2 separate regions of the Homo sapiens genome follow, and region 1 is linked to region 2. A link is a loop called in an ENCODE intact Hi-C map of the cell type or tissue named here. Cell type or tissue: gastrocnemius medialis. All regions are shown on one strand.

The links. Peaks named below come from ENCODE experiments on the same cell type or tissue, not always from the same donor. Only the 100,000 strongest peaks of a DNase experiment are listed, where the experiment ranks them.
Region 1: a loop joins it to region 2, with 2.4 times the contacts of the local background. A loop is called at or near these places in 3 of 110 quality-filtered maps.

The regions. Positions count from the first base shown.
Region 1 is chr11:10,599,650-10,607,649 of GRCh38, forward strand. It overlaps IRAG1 (inositol 1,4,5-triphosphate receptor associated 1), which reads right to left. Exons shown (of 21, transcript NM_130385.4): 12 at 7,093-7,123; 13 at 4,756-4,896; 14 at 3,471-3,602; 15 at 1,269-1,410. It overlaps IRAG1-AS1 (IRAG1 antisense RNA 1), which reads left to right. Exons shown (of 4, transcript NR_046375.1): 4 at 42-283. Among named protein-coding and RNA genes, the nearest start is that of LYVE1, 35 kb to the left of the region's middle. RefSeq lists enhancers at 6,473-6,767, 6,493-6,787. In gastrocnemius medialis, no CTCF peak of the experiment used is centred here; DNase peaks (open chromatin) are centred at 342, 1,102, 2,452, 4,942 and 1 weaker place; H3K27ac peaks cover 6,441 bases.
Region 2 is chr11:10,401,792-10,409,791 of GRCh38, forward strand. All of the region lies in intron 2 of CAND1.11 (a long non-coding RNA gene), which reads left to right. Among named protein-coding and RNA genes, the nearest start is that of AMPD3, 49 kb to the right of the region's middle. RefSeq lists enhancers at 7,026-7,526, 7,527-8,000. In gastrocnemius medialis, a CTCF peak has its summit at 4,529 (motif pointing right); DNase peaks (open chromatin) are centred at 4,240, 4,590, 6,144 and 7,570; H3K27ac peaks cover 4,400 bases.

The DNA of each region.
Region 1 (8,000 bases), 200 kb after region 2:
CTTCTGCAGCTCTTGGTAACACGGATGTTTGCATTCCACAGGGATTCCTGTTGCTAAAAGGTCTGTTTTCTCCTGCTAGCCACCCTCATCAGCCAGAGTTCAAACCCTGACAGTGCCCATGGAGAGATCTGGTCCAAGGCACCAACCTCTTCCTGCTGGACTGAGAAAGAGCCTCCTACTGTGTCTCTCTTTACCTCAGCTTTTGCACACCTCCAATATATTGTCCACTGAAGTCAGAATAATCTAAAAATAAAGGCTGATTACCTCATGTGGTATAAACTTACCAATGACTCCCCGTTGCCTAGAGGCTCAAATTGCTAGCATGGCCTGGCGTGTGGCCCTGGTCAACCAAGTCTCACTTCCACACCCTGACACTGCCACTATGACAAACTGTTTGTTTCATCTTGTTTTCACCCCCAACCTCCACACCTTTGTCCATGCTGGTTTCTCCACTTGGGATGTGTCTTCCTCTATTGACTGGAGAACTCCTATTTTTACTTTAAAACACCAACAAGATACCATCCCTCTTTGAAGGCTTCTTTGTCTCCCTTCAAGCAGAATCAGGTGGGCCCTCCCCCGTGCTCCTATAGCAATTCGTATAGAACTTCTAAACAAGAGTATTTCTTTGAAACTTCTGTCTTACCCATGAGTCTGCTGTTTTTCTCCGTAACATCTCCTTCAGCCAGACTCTCACTCCACCCTAACTGCCCAGGTTTCACCCCTCACCTGGACTGTTGCAAGAACATCTTCATGGGGTTTTCTATCCCTGCTTTGTCCCAGTAATGTAACTGCCACACCACAGTTAAAGGGAATCTTCTTAAACTACATATATGATCAAGTCATTTTCTTGATTAAAATCATTGGCTGGATCCCTAATGCTTTCCAGAATAAAGCCCAAATTCCTTAGCATGTGCTGCCTAAAAGGGGATCCCAAAGCACACGGACTGACAGGGTCTAGGGTCACTCTCAGACCCTGTAAGTCCAAGAGCTCTTGTAGCCCATGGGCTTTGTATCCATGGTCAGCCACTGTGATTTATTGCTTTGGGAGTTAGGAAGTCACTTTGGAAAGGCTCATGTTTCCTGGTTCCAGACTGCCCTGCCAGGCCCACTGAAGCAGCTGCTGGGAGGCCCCTGTGGGCAGCACTAGACAGGAGTGCTGCTCAACTGGAAATAAGTCCTGGGGCTGTTCTGACAGCTCTAATCCTAGCCAAGAGCTCTTGGAAGTCCACCTTGTAGGGCCAAGATGGGGCAGGAGCCTAGGTCCTTACCAGAGGGGCCACAGCTGCGGCTTGAATTCTGATTTGCAAGCTTTTTAAACTCCATGAGCTCCGCATGGTCCTTCTCATACGTCCTCTTTAGATTCTCCACATACTGCATCATCACTTCCGTTGCTTTCGACATGCGCTTTTCCTGCGGGGAAGGAGCGCATGAGTGCATGAGGCCATTGGAGGAAAGGCTCCGTTGGCACTTATTTGCTCTGACCTAGGGTCTGGGCTAGGAGAATCAAAAGGATACAGGGACAAGACTCTGCCCTCTGAAGAGTTTGCTGTCTGCCATGTGAGCTGAGAGGTGGACTCAGCACCTGCGCTTAGGGAGAATGAGAAAAGCACAGCCACCACACTGCAGGAGATGACAGGCAGAGGAGAGTTGTTTCTGCTTGCAGAGAACGGGTCAGGGGAGGCTTCATGGAGAGGGAATGCAGTGGATGTAGGATGTGAGCAGCATCTGGGCCCATAGACAAGGGCAGGAGGGACACAGCGTTCAGGCCAGGGAACTCCAAGAGGAGTCTAGAGGCAGGGAAGCACAGGGCTTATATGTAGATGAGGTTTTATCCTCTGAATAAGAGTCCTCTGGAGAGTGAAGAAAGGCACGACGACAAATTATGCTGGGACAATCGACATAATAAACCAGGGCTGTCCAGAAAGCCCAGACACTGCAGGTCCTCCTACCTATGTAGGGATCAGCAAGCAGTTGGGTCTATTTGTAAGTCTGGGTTGTGAAGGACCTCGAATGCTAGACAAAGGAATTTGAACTTATTCTGAAGGAAAAGGGAAGCCATTGAATATCTCCCTTAAAGTAAGAGAGTAATATAATCAGGTCATAGGTAGAGATGGGACTCAAGGGAGTGAGACTGGTGGCAGTGAGGGCAGCAGGTAAAAACAGGATGAAGCCTGACCTGGCCCAGTGGAGCCAGAGAGGAAGGCAAAGACTGAGACATAGCAGCCAAGACGAGGGAGCCATTTGGAGAAGGGAGCAGATGGCGTGAGTGACAGGTGGGCTGAGGCACAAGTTTGGGAAGCCTGCACACAATGAGAACAATTTCTCTCTGCTCATACCCCAGTTAGATCCCTCAGAGGATCTAGCTCAGGCCCTGCCTGGCCACAGAGGGACACACCCAGTGGCTTCGCAGGAACAGGTCCCACAGTCATGCGTGGCTGAGACCAGCTACTTCCCTAGAGTCCTCCCGTGTTGCTGCTCCCAGCTGGAGTGACTTCCTGGGCACCACTGCTGAGTCAGATGTCCTTGTCCTGAAGGACACAGGGTGGGATGGCCCAGCGACAGGTCTTTCTTTTATTTAATAGGAACTGCTCAGGGCTGCACCACCCCAGGAACCTCCTCTCATGTAACCAGAGCAGCAGGACATAGATTCATGTCATAGCAACATAATAACAACATCCAAATGCTTTACAAGTACGGCAGCAACCCTCTATGGCAGATACTGTGACCATCCTCATTTTATACTTGAAAAGACTGAAGCAGAGAAACCTCAGTAAGGGGCCCAAGGTCACACAGCGAATGAAGGTTGGAGCCAGGATTAGAACTCGGGCAATGTGCTCCTGCTACAACATGGGGGGCCGGGGCGGGGCTCTGTATGCTTCAGGACTTCAAAGTGGCCAAGAGAGAGCCAGACCTGGGCCTGTGCCCCGCTCCGCCACTAACGCTTTTACTTTCTGAGACTCTGCATCTTCATCTGGGAGACAGGATATTTATAGGGTTGCTGGGTGGATTTAATGAGACAAAGCAGGTTTTCCTAAAGTATGTTTTGTCAAATACTAGCTCCATGGGAGTTGAACAGGTATTTTTTGAGAAAAATAAAATGGAGAGCTGTGGGGGGAATTCTTCAGTTAAATACGTTTGGGAACTATGTAGGTAAAGTGAACCAGCCTTCTCCACCACAGGAGTTACCAAAGCCTTGATTAGGCCAATGTGTTAGAAATTTCCAAGAAAGAAAGATAGTATGCAGTAGTCCCCAAACTTGTGCGTCCACAGAAACCTTTTTCCACAAAGCACCTTGAGGGTTCAGTGATCTGCCAAAAATACTCTGAATAATACTGCAATGATGTGCATAGGATGCCTGGCCCAGAGGAAGCCACCTCTAAGTGGTATCTGTAGTTGCCGCTGCTTGGGTGATTGCTCTACTTTACGTAGGTGGAACAGAGTTGGCAAGACCGGGGGCTGGAGAGACTCACCTGGCGGACGGCGCCTACCACCTCAGCTCGGCTGGAGAGGCGGGCAGCCAGGCGGTGCAGGACAGCGATGTCCTCCAGCAACTTCTGGTAGGTTTCCCGGTGCTCACAGTGGTGCCAGAGTGAAGCTGAGGACTGAACAGGAGTAGGAGCATCACCTGGGGTCCTCAAATAATGTTATGGACTAAATCAGCAGTCCCCAACCTTTTCGGCCTCAGGGACTGGTTTGGAAGACAATTTTTCCACAAACCTGGTGGGGGCGATGGTTTGGGGATGAAACTCTTCCACCTCTGATCATTAGATTCTTATAAGGAGGGTACAACCTAGATCCTTCGCATGCACAGTTTACAATAGGGTTCGTGACCCTATGGGAATCGAATGCTGCTGCTGATCTGACAGGCGGCGGAGCTCAGGAGGTCATGCTCTCAGGCAGCTCACCTCCTACTGTGCAGCCTGGTTCCTAACAGGCCATGGTTTGGTACCGGTTTGCGGCCTGGCCCAGGGGATGCGGACCACTGGGCTAAATGTCTGTGCCCCCCACAAAGTCATCTGCTGACTTTTGGGGGGACATATCCTAACTCCTCAATGTGATAGTGAAGTGGGGCCTGGGCGAGGTGATTAGGTGAGGAGAGTGGAGCCCCACGAATGGAATTAGTGCTCTTATAAAAGGGACCCCAGAGAGTTCTGTTCTCTTTCCACCATGTAAGATATAATGGAAAGGTGGTAGTCTGCAAGCCAGAGATGGCCCTCACCAGAACCCGACCATGCTGGTGCCCTGATCTTGGCCTTCCAGCCTCCAGAACTATGAGAAATAAATGTTTGCCATTTAAGCCACCCAGTCTAAGGCCCTTTGTTACAGCAATTCAAACTGACTAAGACACACACCAAGCCTAGACTCAGCTCTCATGAAAGCAGCTCTGGGCCCCATCCAGGCTGAGAGAAGTGGCCTCTGCAGGGCCTGGGCCACAGTTTCTTCTGGTGCTTGGAGAAGCCCAATGTGAACACGCTATCCCTGGCGCCTGAAAGTAGGAGTCACACCCAGGCCACCCTGCCCCCTTCTGAGAAGCTCCCAAGGCTTTGGAGGACCTGTCCACAGCCCTGAGGGAACCAGGCCTTTGGGATCTCTGCCTCAGTTCCCCCCAACTCTCTGAGGAACACTGTCAGAGTCTTGGCTCAATTTTTCACTTCAGGAGACTATACTTGGTACCTGAGAGAAGCATGACACCCTGTATGGCCCTTGGGGACAGTCTCTGCTCCAGGGATTCCTCACATCAGGCTCCACAATTACCGTAATGGAAGCTTTGAAGTTTTCCAGTTCTTTCTCAGTGTTCTCCTCTGTCAGGTTGCGTTCCCTTTCAGCCTGGTTAATTCTAGATTCCAGAGTGTAGCTGTCATTTCTAAAGGCCAAGGACAGTTGCACAAACACGTTCTGTTGGGAACAAGGGTGTGAGAGAGGTGCTGGGAGGAGTTACTGCAGAGGACAAGGCTGCAGCTGTGCTCCTTGCACGAGCGTTTTGCAACGGCCCCTGGAACAGCCGCCAAAGCACCAAAGCAGCCATGTGCAAGGGAAACGCTCACTTCACAGGAAACCACAAAAAAGATGGTAAAGCAGGGACCAAGGTCCACGCTAGGCCCTTCCCAGAACCGGAGGTCCAAATGTATTCTACCAAAAAATAAGAAGAGAATAACACTTTGCTTTTTCCTGAATTTTAAGAAAATAACATCCTGTATCTGGGTTTAGATAAACTCAGGCCAGTACAGCTAATTGTGTAAGCATCTGGATTTATGCTGGGATTTATTGCATGAGGGGTTTTGGAGATTTTGCAGGAAAATACTGTATTGAAAGAAACTCCATGTGAGATTTAAGCATTGTTGACGTAAAGCAAACTTCAATCAGCATCTAGCCCGAGTATTCCAAATCCTGTATTGATAGAAGCTTTAAGTAGCTGCCAGGAGATTAAATAAGGCCAGGTATGATTCTGTTCGGTTAAGCTTTCTGGAATAAATAAATGTTTCATGCTAAAATTGCAGCCTGCATGAACAGACTTTGAAAAGATAATATTGGTCATACATGGAATTCCCAGAACAGTAGGAAACTACTAGGGAGAAGAAATAGACAGATGGACCTCACTCAGGAAGGAAGCAATGGTCTTCAATTTTACAGCCATCATCTGCCCTGAGTGGTAGCAGATTTATACCCTGCAGGGTTAGTAACCACAGGGGCTTCTGAAGTTCATGTAACATGGCCCATGGAAGGCAGTCATCTCCAGAAGAATTGAAGGTACAGAATTGACCCAATGATGATGATGAAGGCAATATTGAAAACTACTCCTTATTGAGCATCTACTATATGCCAGCACTGCTTTTCATTCTACAAATTCATGTAATCTCACAATAACCCTCTGGGGTGGGAACTGTTATACCTGTTTATGGGTAAAGAGGCCAAGACCAGAACGGTCATTAACTTGTTCAAGGTGACACGGAGTAACGGAGCCAGGATTTAACCTCAGACTGTCTGATTTGAAAGCCTGTTTTATTTCCACCATGCCGAGAGCTGTGTCCATATACATCTGCGGTCAGCATTTGGACATTAAACAAACCGCCCATGGCCCATCTTCACAAATGTCAGTGGGTAGGCTTAGAGCTCATAGCCCAGTGATAGAAATTTTCTGCCTTACCCGGCCTTGGTCAAGTCTATGAATAATGCTCAATGCTTAATTTTCTATACCTTGATTATCCCCTTAACAGCAGTGTGACACAATGAGTTCTGAATTCAGTGAGAACACTTGGATCTAGGTCTTGGTTTTGCCAACTACAGTATCTAGAAACTTGGTGTGGTTATTTACTCACTCAGTTTTCTCCTTTGTGCTGATTCCTGCTCCACCTGCTTTTCAGAGCTGCTGGTTAGGATCAGCTGAAAGGATGGCTATGCGTGTGTTATAGACTGCAAGTGCAATGCCTGTGTGCAAGTTATAGATACTACCTGTGGTAGATACTTCATACTGTCTGTCTTCCTCTGCTTATCTGGTCCACATCAGCAGTTCTCATTGTCTCACCTCTGATAAGTTCTCTTTGTCCGCTACAGAATGAAATGCAGATTCCCCTCAGCTCACTCACAACCCCGCTGGGACAAGGAGGCCCCAGTGAGGAAACCGGAAGGCTGGATTGCTGACAGCACAGCTTCCCGGCTCCGCTGAGCTGGCATTCTTGTAGCTGAAACCCTGAGGAGGCCAGCCCCCTTTCCCACTAAACTAAAGCTTAGAACTTGAAATCTGACCATTTTTCAGTAATTTTGAAATAAATTTGATTCAATTCTGCAGCCTCCCAGCTGGTTTTGTGTATCTAAGTCGTACATTTAAAGAATATAAACAATCCTTACAGGAATGTAAAATTTCCAACTACCTTCTCCCTTTTGCCCAAATTTGTCAAAATCTTCCATGAACGGACGTGGGAATGGGGATCTCATGGTTCAAGAGGGCTGGTCATGAATGTTCACATTACCCCACAGTCACTCTTTCTCATTTTTGTCTAAAAATGTCAGAGCTAGAGTCTGGAGGAAGAAATGTTTTGAATAAGCCCAGTCAAGCACGGGCACTAAATTTCATAACACACTTGAGTCACTTACCTCAACTTCCTTTTCAGTGAGTGGAGGGGCACTGTGAAAAAGAAAACACACAATTGAACTGTGTGCAACCTAGTCAATAGACCCAAAGGTGACTCTGAATGACCAGCAGACCATGTGTTTCCAGGGGTGGAGTAAGCTGTGTTGGTGAGAAGGAAAAGATGCAATGTCCCCTTGCCTGTGCTCTGTCACCTGTGAGATACTGACTCTTACGGCACCATGACTATCTCTGTGACTTTGGACAAGTTATTTAATCTCTCTAAGCCCCAGCGTGCTCATCTGCAAAATGGGAATCATATCACCTACCTTGCAGAGGTATTATAAGCACTATATGTACTCATGTATGTATGTGTATGTGTTTGTATGCATAAATATATGGCATCCACACTCAGTGGGCTCTCGGGAAATGTGACCTTGAACTCATAGCCTTGCTGTGAGAAATAAGAAAATGCATGTGATAAGGACTTTATAACTCATACACATCTAAGTTGCCATTATAATTGTTCTGGGGATATCCACCCAGGTCTGCAAAGCCTCACCCTCCTCTGTCTCTGAGGGCTGTGACAAAGGTGCATGCGGGCCAGAGAATAAATGGTAGGAGAGAGTGACCAGGGTTCTTCTCCACAGCAAGAACTTCTGATGGCTAGAATCACAGAGTGGCAAGAAAGCCCCAGCCGACACAGAGGCATCCTTTTGAGCAGCTCCTCGTCTGTGGCGTTCCCACAGCCAGGGCTCTCCAGCTATAGGCAGTCCCTGCATCTGCATGTCCACTCGATGCTGCTGTGGCTGCTGCTCTTGCTGGTAACTAAAGCTGGCCCCATCTGAAGTCCACACAATGTAAATAATGCACAGGCCCTTTCCTGTGCTGGGGCGGGGAGGCCTGGGAGGGGTCCTACCAGCGTCACAGAACT
Region 2 (8,000 bases):
CTGTTGAGATGGAGGCAGCCTGGGCTGATACTAGAGCCCTAGGATGGGCACAGGTAGGCCTGGAGTTTGGTCCTGTTTCTGCCACTTGCTTCCTATGTGATATGGGGCAAGTCACTTTCCATCTCCGAGCTGAGGTTACTTGTTTGTGTGTTCATTCATCCATTCACGCATCCAGCAAGCCTTTTGACTACTCTTCACCTCCTGTTGGGTCAAGTCTCAGCTCCTTGACACAGTATCTAAGGCCCTTCACAGTCTGTACCATCTAGGAGGAAGCTGGATGAGAGGTTTTGTTTCCTGAATGGCTCTTGTTCTGCCCTCTGTCTTACCAGTTCTTCACATGCCTCATCTGGAACCCCAGCTGGTCTCCTGTGCCAGGCACCCTGGCAGGGGCACACTCTGGGCATCTGAGCACAGGGAAGCTCTGTCTTTCTCTAGGAATTCTGGCTGCCTGGTGCTAACAGACAGGGTTTTGAAAGACGATTTTCCAGTTCCTGAGTTCAGGCCTAAACTTGGAGGTGGAAGAGAGGGCACCGAGGAGTAGGTTATTTCAAGAACCAGGGAGGGCCAGCTGGCCAACAGGCTCAGAGAGGTAGCCTCTGGGTGGACAGCCCAGGGAAAAAAAAAGATGGGAGGACAAAGGGTTCTGTAGAAGCTGAGACCTGGAAGTGGACATGGGCAGGTTGGTTTGACTCAGAAATTGGGACTTGAGGTTGCTGCTGCCTTGGTGGCCAGACTTTAGAGGAGAGCACAGCTTGGATGTGTTGGGAATGTATCCTGTTCCATCACTATGATTGTGGTGATTAGTTCAGGGATGGGTACATGGCCCAAGAGTGGTCTTTCTGAGTGAATTCCAGGAATTGATCCTGAGCATTGGGGAAGAGACTTGTTCTTTTCCCATTGGACATGTATGTGGGAAGATGAAGCTTGGAATTGCTGGTAGCCATTTTTCCATAGATGTAAAGTCTGAGATTGAAGCCAACAGAGACAGAGCAGAGCAGAGGTACAGCTAGACTGGGCAATGTCATTCTTTGAGCCTAGTGTAAAGCTTTGCCTGAAGCTGGCTGTCCCTGGTCTTTTTTAGTTTCATGTGCCCTTTTTTGCTTAAGCCAGTTAGAATTTTTAAAAAATCACTTGCAACCAGAAGAGTCCTACCTGACACATAACCGATGATAAAATTCGTCTTCAGAAAGATCAATGTGATAGGGGAAGAGCCCTCAAGAAATCATCAGACCTCAGTCCCACAGGAACTCGGTGGAGCTCAATTGTTGATGACTGCCATCTTGTGTGGGATCTAATGGGGGCCCCACTGATCTAGAGACCAACAGCCTGGGGGCCCAAGACAGCTGCTCTTTGATTCCAAATGAGGTATGAACAGAACCTGTCCACCTGGACACCGAGGCACCTGCCTTGTTGTGCCACATGTATCTGTGACTAAGAGGAGATTTGGCTGGTTACTGCCTAGCTCTGTAGCCCAGTCAGCTCACATAGTCCAGGGAAAAGGGATTAGTTAGACATCAGGACTGGGACTTGGAAAACCCATCTGGGGTGGAGGGTGCTTCTGAAAGGGGTCTACTTAGAAATAAAGGCGAGAGAAATCCTGTGTCCCTCTGATGTCCATCATAGCCGTACAAGCTGCCACTCCTGGATATGACTTAACCTTTTGACAGCTCTTCCCCAAATGGACTTCTGGGTCTCTACTTGGACAAAAGAGGGCTAGGCAGAGAATTCAGGGCTTTTGGCCTGCAGAGGTTGAAAATGTAGCAGAGCAGAATGAAGATTAAACGGAACTGAACACTGGAACGTAGTACAATTGTCCCTTGATTTCCGTGGGGGATTGGTTCCAGGACCTCCCACAGATACCCAAATCTGAGGATGCTCAAGTCCCTGGTATAAAATGGCACAGTATTTGCATATAACCTATGCACATCCTCTGTATACTTTAATCATCTCTCAATTACAGTCATGTGCCACACAATGATGATTAAGTCGATGATGGGCTACATATACAATGGGGTCCCCTGAGATTAAAATGGAGCTGAAAAATTACTATTGCCTAGTGACATCGTAGCCCTCATAAAATCATAGTGCAATGCATCATTTACATGTTGTGATGATAAACAACCATTCACATTGTTTCTGGTGTAAACAAACCTACTGCACTGCCAGTTGCACAAAAGTATAGCACATACAATTATGTGCAGTGCATAATACTTGACAAGATAATAAATGACTATGTTACTGGTTTGTGTGTTTACTATATTATACTATACTTTTTATCATTAGAGTGTACTCCTTCTACTTATAAAAAATTGTTAACTGTAAAATAGCCTCAGGAGGTCCTCCAGGAGGTATTCCAGAAGAGGACACTGTTAGGATAGGAGATGACAGCTCCATGCATGTTACTGCCCCTGAAGATCTTCCAGTGGGACAAGATGTGGAGGTGGAAGACAGTGATATGGATGATCCTGACCCTGTGCAGGCCTAGGCTAATGTGTGTGTTTGTGTCTTCGTTTTTAACAAAAAAGTTTAAAGTTTTAAAATTTTAAAGAGTAAAAAAAAAGTTTATAAAAAATAGATGAAAGCTCATAGAATAGGATATAAAGAATTTTTGTACAGCTATACTATGTGTTTCAAGCTAAATGTTATTACAAAAGAGTCACAATTTGCAAAAATTAACAAGTTTACAAAGTAAAAAAGTTACAGTAAGTTAAGGTTAATCTATTATTGAAGAAAGAAAAAACGTTTAAAACAAATGTAGTGTGGCCTCATTGTACAGTATTTATGAAGTCTACGATAGTGCGCAGTGATGTCCTAGGCCTTCACATTCACTTACTGATCACTCACTGACTCACCCAGAGCAACTTCCAGTCCTGCAAGCTCCATTTGTTCATTTTTTAGTCTTTTATACTGTATTTTTACTGTATCTTTTCTTTGTTTACATATGTTTAAATACACAAATCCTTACTATTGTGTTACAGTTGCCTACAATATTCAGTATAGAACATGCTGTAGAGGTTTGTAGCCCAGGAGCGACAGGCTATCCCATATAGCCTAGGTATGTGGTAGGCTATACAATCTAGGTTTATGTGAGTACACTCTGTGGTGTTTGCACAACCAAATCACCTAAAGACACATCTCTCAGACCATATCCCCATTGTTAATGGATGCTTAACTGTACTGATAATACCTAATAAAATGTAAATACTATGTAAATAGTTGTTATACTCTATTTCTTGGCAGTAATGAAGAGAATAAAAGTCTTTATATGTTTAGGATGGATGCCACTTTTTTTTTCGAATATTTTCCATCCACACTTGGTTGCATCCATGGCTATGGAACTCTTGGAGATGGAGGGCCAACTATATATAGAATTGTAGTTAGTGGCCGGGCTTGGTGGCTCATGCCTGTAATCTCAGCACTTTGGGAGGCCAAGGCGGGTGGATCACTTGAGGTCAGGAGTTCGAGACCAGCCTGACCAAAATGGTGAAACCTTGTCTCTACAAAAAATACAAAAATTAATTGGGCATGGTGGTGGGCACCTGTAATCCCAGCTACTTGGGAGGCTGAGGCAGGAGAATCGCTTGAACCTGGAAGGTGGAGGTTGCAGTGAGCCAAGATCTCACCATTGCATTCTAGCCAGGGTGAAAAGAGTGAAACTCCATCTCAAAAAAAAAAAAAAAAAAAAAAAAATAGATTGTTGTTTGCTGGATTTCTACTCAATAGAACAGAAATTACCTCAATAGTAAATATTCTATAGTTCTCATTTCAGATGAAAATTCAGCTGTTCTCAACGACTTTTTTGTTGTTTGCATAGGTGATCCTCAACTTTGATATGTTCTAATTTTCATGCATGTATCTTTCACTTCTGTGACTGTATACTGATAACTCAAACAGATACTTCATCCTTTAGTTGATGGGTGGTGATTTTACCTTCCCTCTTGTGTGACCACTTGCTAAGTGCTGCTGCTTGGGGATAAAAGGCTGGGTTTCTACAGAGACAAGGGGTATGGGAAGCGTTTATGGTACAGCTGCCCCCCTTTCCCTCTGTGTGCCAAGGGAATCCCAAATTTTCTGAATGCCTGGAGTTTGTCGGTTGATAACAAATTGTTGTACAATGAACAATTAGGTGTTTGCTTCCCAGGCCCATGCTCCCCTCTCCACCACTACAGTCCTTGCATCTGGTAAGGGTGGGAAGGGGGTTCAGTGGCCACTGGTCCTAGGTGATGGCAAGGGTGGTGTCACTGGCTGGGGATGGTGGAGACTTTGCCGTGCCACAGGGGTGGAGAAGATGAGGGCAGAGAGGAGAGGTGGAATCATGGAAGAGAAGCCACAGGCTCGACCTCCCAGGCACCAGGGAGCAACAGAGGGATGCTTGTGAAAGTTTTTATCTGTCAGGACCCAAGATAGCTATAATGCATGTGACAGGGATGGCAATTTTGCAAATATAAAACAGATATATTTAATTACTCATTACATCACTGTTTTCCCTCTGAGATCCAGCTACAAAAATTATCACTAGAGGGCAGGAGAGGTCTCTTTAGCAAGAAACATGCGTCCTAGCCCAGGGTACTGGCTTCTCCCATAGTGTGGGGGCAGTGCTGACTAATGCTTCCCTGTTCACAACACGCTTAGAAAGTGAGAATATGCGTGTGGCACACTGGGGTCAGCTAAAGGGGATTTGGGAATGCCTACATGGGAGCTAGTGAAAAAAATTCACATTTTCTTCATGTTATATTATTACAATAATATACAAAACAAAATATTAAATGTTGAATTTATATAATATTCTAAAGAAAATCATTTAAATATTTTATTGTTAAACATGAGCTTGCTTCAAATTAACATGTCTTTTTTATGTAGTTTTAGGCTTGAAATGGCTACATGGAATTTCTGATCAAGATTTTTAAGGGTTTCTTCATTCTTTTTTCAAATTTCATTTGTTTCTAATTTTTAAATGTTTATAGATTTAGTGGGTACAAGTGCCATTTTGTTACATGGATATATTGCAAAGTGGTGAAGTCTGGGCTTTTCCTGTAACTATCACTTGAATAGTGTACATTGTACCCATAATCATCATTAACAGGAAATTTGTTTGTACAGATTGGTGATAAAAAGTTAAAAACAATTTTGCACCTGTTAAAAAATATATACCAGTTGAAATCATATAGAGACTATAACGGCATTTTCTTTTTTCAAACAACAAATGTGGTATTGAAATTTTTTGGGATGAGCATTGGATTTAGCACCCTTCAAACCTTTTGGATTCTAGTGCACTTAGGTAATGGTGAAGCCCTAATCTGCAGAATACACATGCAATTTTACATCAGATATCCTGCAGGCAGTGTGGAGGTGACTAAAGAGGCTCATCTACTGAGAAAGACAGGAACAGCCCATATACATCGAGTGACTGTTGTCCTGATTTGTCCTGAAGGGCTCTGATTCATTCTTCTGACATGACATGACTATCCAGAGCACTTCCCTTTGCTAAAAAACAAACAAGAAGCGTGCCAGTTTGGTGTTCATACACAGTGTGGATGAATCTCGAAACATTGCCCAGAATGAAAGAAGCCAGACACAAAAAAGTACATGCTGTATGATTCCATTTATTTGAAATTCTAGAATAGGCAAAACTAATTTGTAGTGATGGAAGACAGATGAGTAGTTGTCTCAGGCAGTGGTGGGGGTGAGTGACTGCAGTGGGGCATATGGGGCATTTGGGGGGTAATGACAACATTGTGTATCTTGATCATGGTAGTGGTGACACTGGTGGATCACCCATGTATACATTTGCAGAAACTCATAGTACTATATAGTTAAAATAGATGCATTTCATTATATGTAAATTATACCTCATTAAAGTCGATTTAAAAAAAGAAAGTATACTATTTTGGACAATGAATTTTATGGTTTCTGTACATAGGCGTGAAGACAGATTCAGGGCTGCCATTTCTACTGTGGCTGCCAGAAGCTCCCTCCTGCTCTCCTTGCCCCCGGCCCCATCCCTCTTGGTCTGTGCTCTGTGCTCACCCGACGCAAGGGACACACACTCCTCCAGTGGGTTTCTGGCTCTGTCCATGTGGGAGTGGCACACTATGCAGCAAGCTGCCAAAGGACGTGTCCTCGCCGCTTGGGATGAGATCACTGTCCTTGCTGTTTGATGGGGCCCACTCTTGGCTGCCCTCCAAGGAGCTGTAGGTGAGGTTCTCCTTAGAGGTACCCAGCCTGTGCACTTTGGCTGCCCTCTCACCTGAGGACCGAGGGCATCACCATTGTGCTGCATGCCTGTGGCCCATCTGAAGCACTTCCACGGGGAAGCTCTGGCCTAGGGAAGGTACCTGTGCCTGTCCCTAAGGCTTTCTCATGAGGCTAGAGTAGAAAGGGGGAGGATCTGACATAAAGGAAGCAAATAAGCACCCATTTCTTGGTCCCAGGGAATTGTGGGAGGAAGAAGGAGGGAGGACAGGAGATGGTGGAGAGTGGAGGGCAGTGGCGGGGGCAGTGCAAGGAGAAATGGAGCGGGATGGGAAGAGAAGTTGAGAGTGGTCAGCCAGATGGGTCTTAAATTCCCTTTCTGGGCTTTGGTCTAGAGCAAGTGTTGGCGAACTATTCTGTAAAGGGCTAGATAGTAAATGTCTGAGGTTCGTAGGATCATATGGTGTCTGTCACAACTACTCGACTCTGCCATTGCAGTGGAAAAGCAGCCAAGGACAATGGGTAAATGAATAAATGTGGTCATGTTCCAAGAAAACTTAATTTATGGGTGGCAAAATTGGAATTCATGTAATTTTCATGTGTCACAAAATATTCTTCTTTAGATTTTTTTCTCAACCATTAAAAATGTAAAGACAATTTTTTTTTTTTTTTGAGACAGAGTTTTGCTCTGTTGCCCAGGCTGGAGCACAGTGACATGATTTCAGCTCACTGCAACCTCTGCCTCCCAGGTTCAAGCAATTCTCCTGCCTCAGCCTCCTGAGTAGTTGGGATTACAGGCACACACCACCACACCTGGCTAATTTTTGTATTTTTAGTAGAGACGGGGTTTTTAGGCTGGGAGCCACTGCGCCCGGCCTAAAAAATGTAGACAATTCTTAGCTCATCTTCCTCATAAAGTGGGTGGTGGGCCTAATTCGGCTGTTGGGGCATCGCTTGCCAACTCATGTATTTAGTGTGGGGGGTCCTGAGGGTGGAGGACTTAGGGAAAGGTGTGGCTCTTGGAATTCTGAGTGTCAGCATAGCTGCTCCCTTCCCTCACTCCCTCTGCCCTTCTCCATTCACCAGGCATCTTATCTGTGTAACCCACAGATTGTAATTATGGGTTCTCAGGCCTGCACCCCAACCCAGGGGCTGTGCCATGCTGTGTGTGCTTCATAGCTGCCCCTCCTGGACCTAGTGCAGGGCTGGGCCCAGAGTGGGCCTTGATAACATTTGTTGTCTGGAATTAAATCAGCAGCTCACTAGTGGAATCTGCCCAGGCCTGGCTAGAAACTGGGAGCTGTAGCCAGTCCCTCCTGCCCTGTCCTCAGGGGCCCTCAGCCACCGAGGATGCCTGCCTGTTGCTACGCTGGAGAACATTTTGTCATGTTTACTAACAAGGAATCCGAGGGGTGGAGTGGGATGGGGACCAAGGAGGGTGTTCTGTAACACCACAGGGCAGAGAGGGATGGAGATGGACTCAGGGACAAGGTCAGGTTACAGAAATGGACTTTGGCAGGAGCATTGACATGGGGCAGGGGCAGAGACAGCAGGAAGCAGAGGGCAGGGGGAGTGAGATGTGGGTTTCCTGTGGGGCCCTCCCTTCCTGGGCAGGATGGAGAGAAGCTAGATGCCTCCCATGCCTCCCAGGGAGAGCTATGCCCAACAGGCATGTGAGAGCTCCCTTGGCATCCCTGGGGACTGATCACAGAGCACCGGAGACTCAAACTCACAACTCTCCTGGGTTCTTATAAGAAGGAATTTCAACTCTCAGATTTTGTCTGCTGTGGGTGGCAAAGGATAATTGC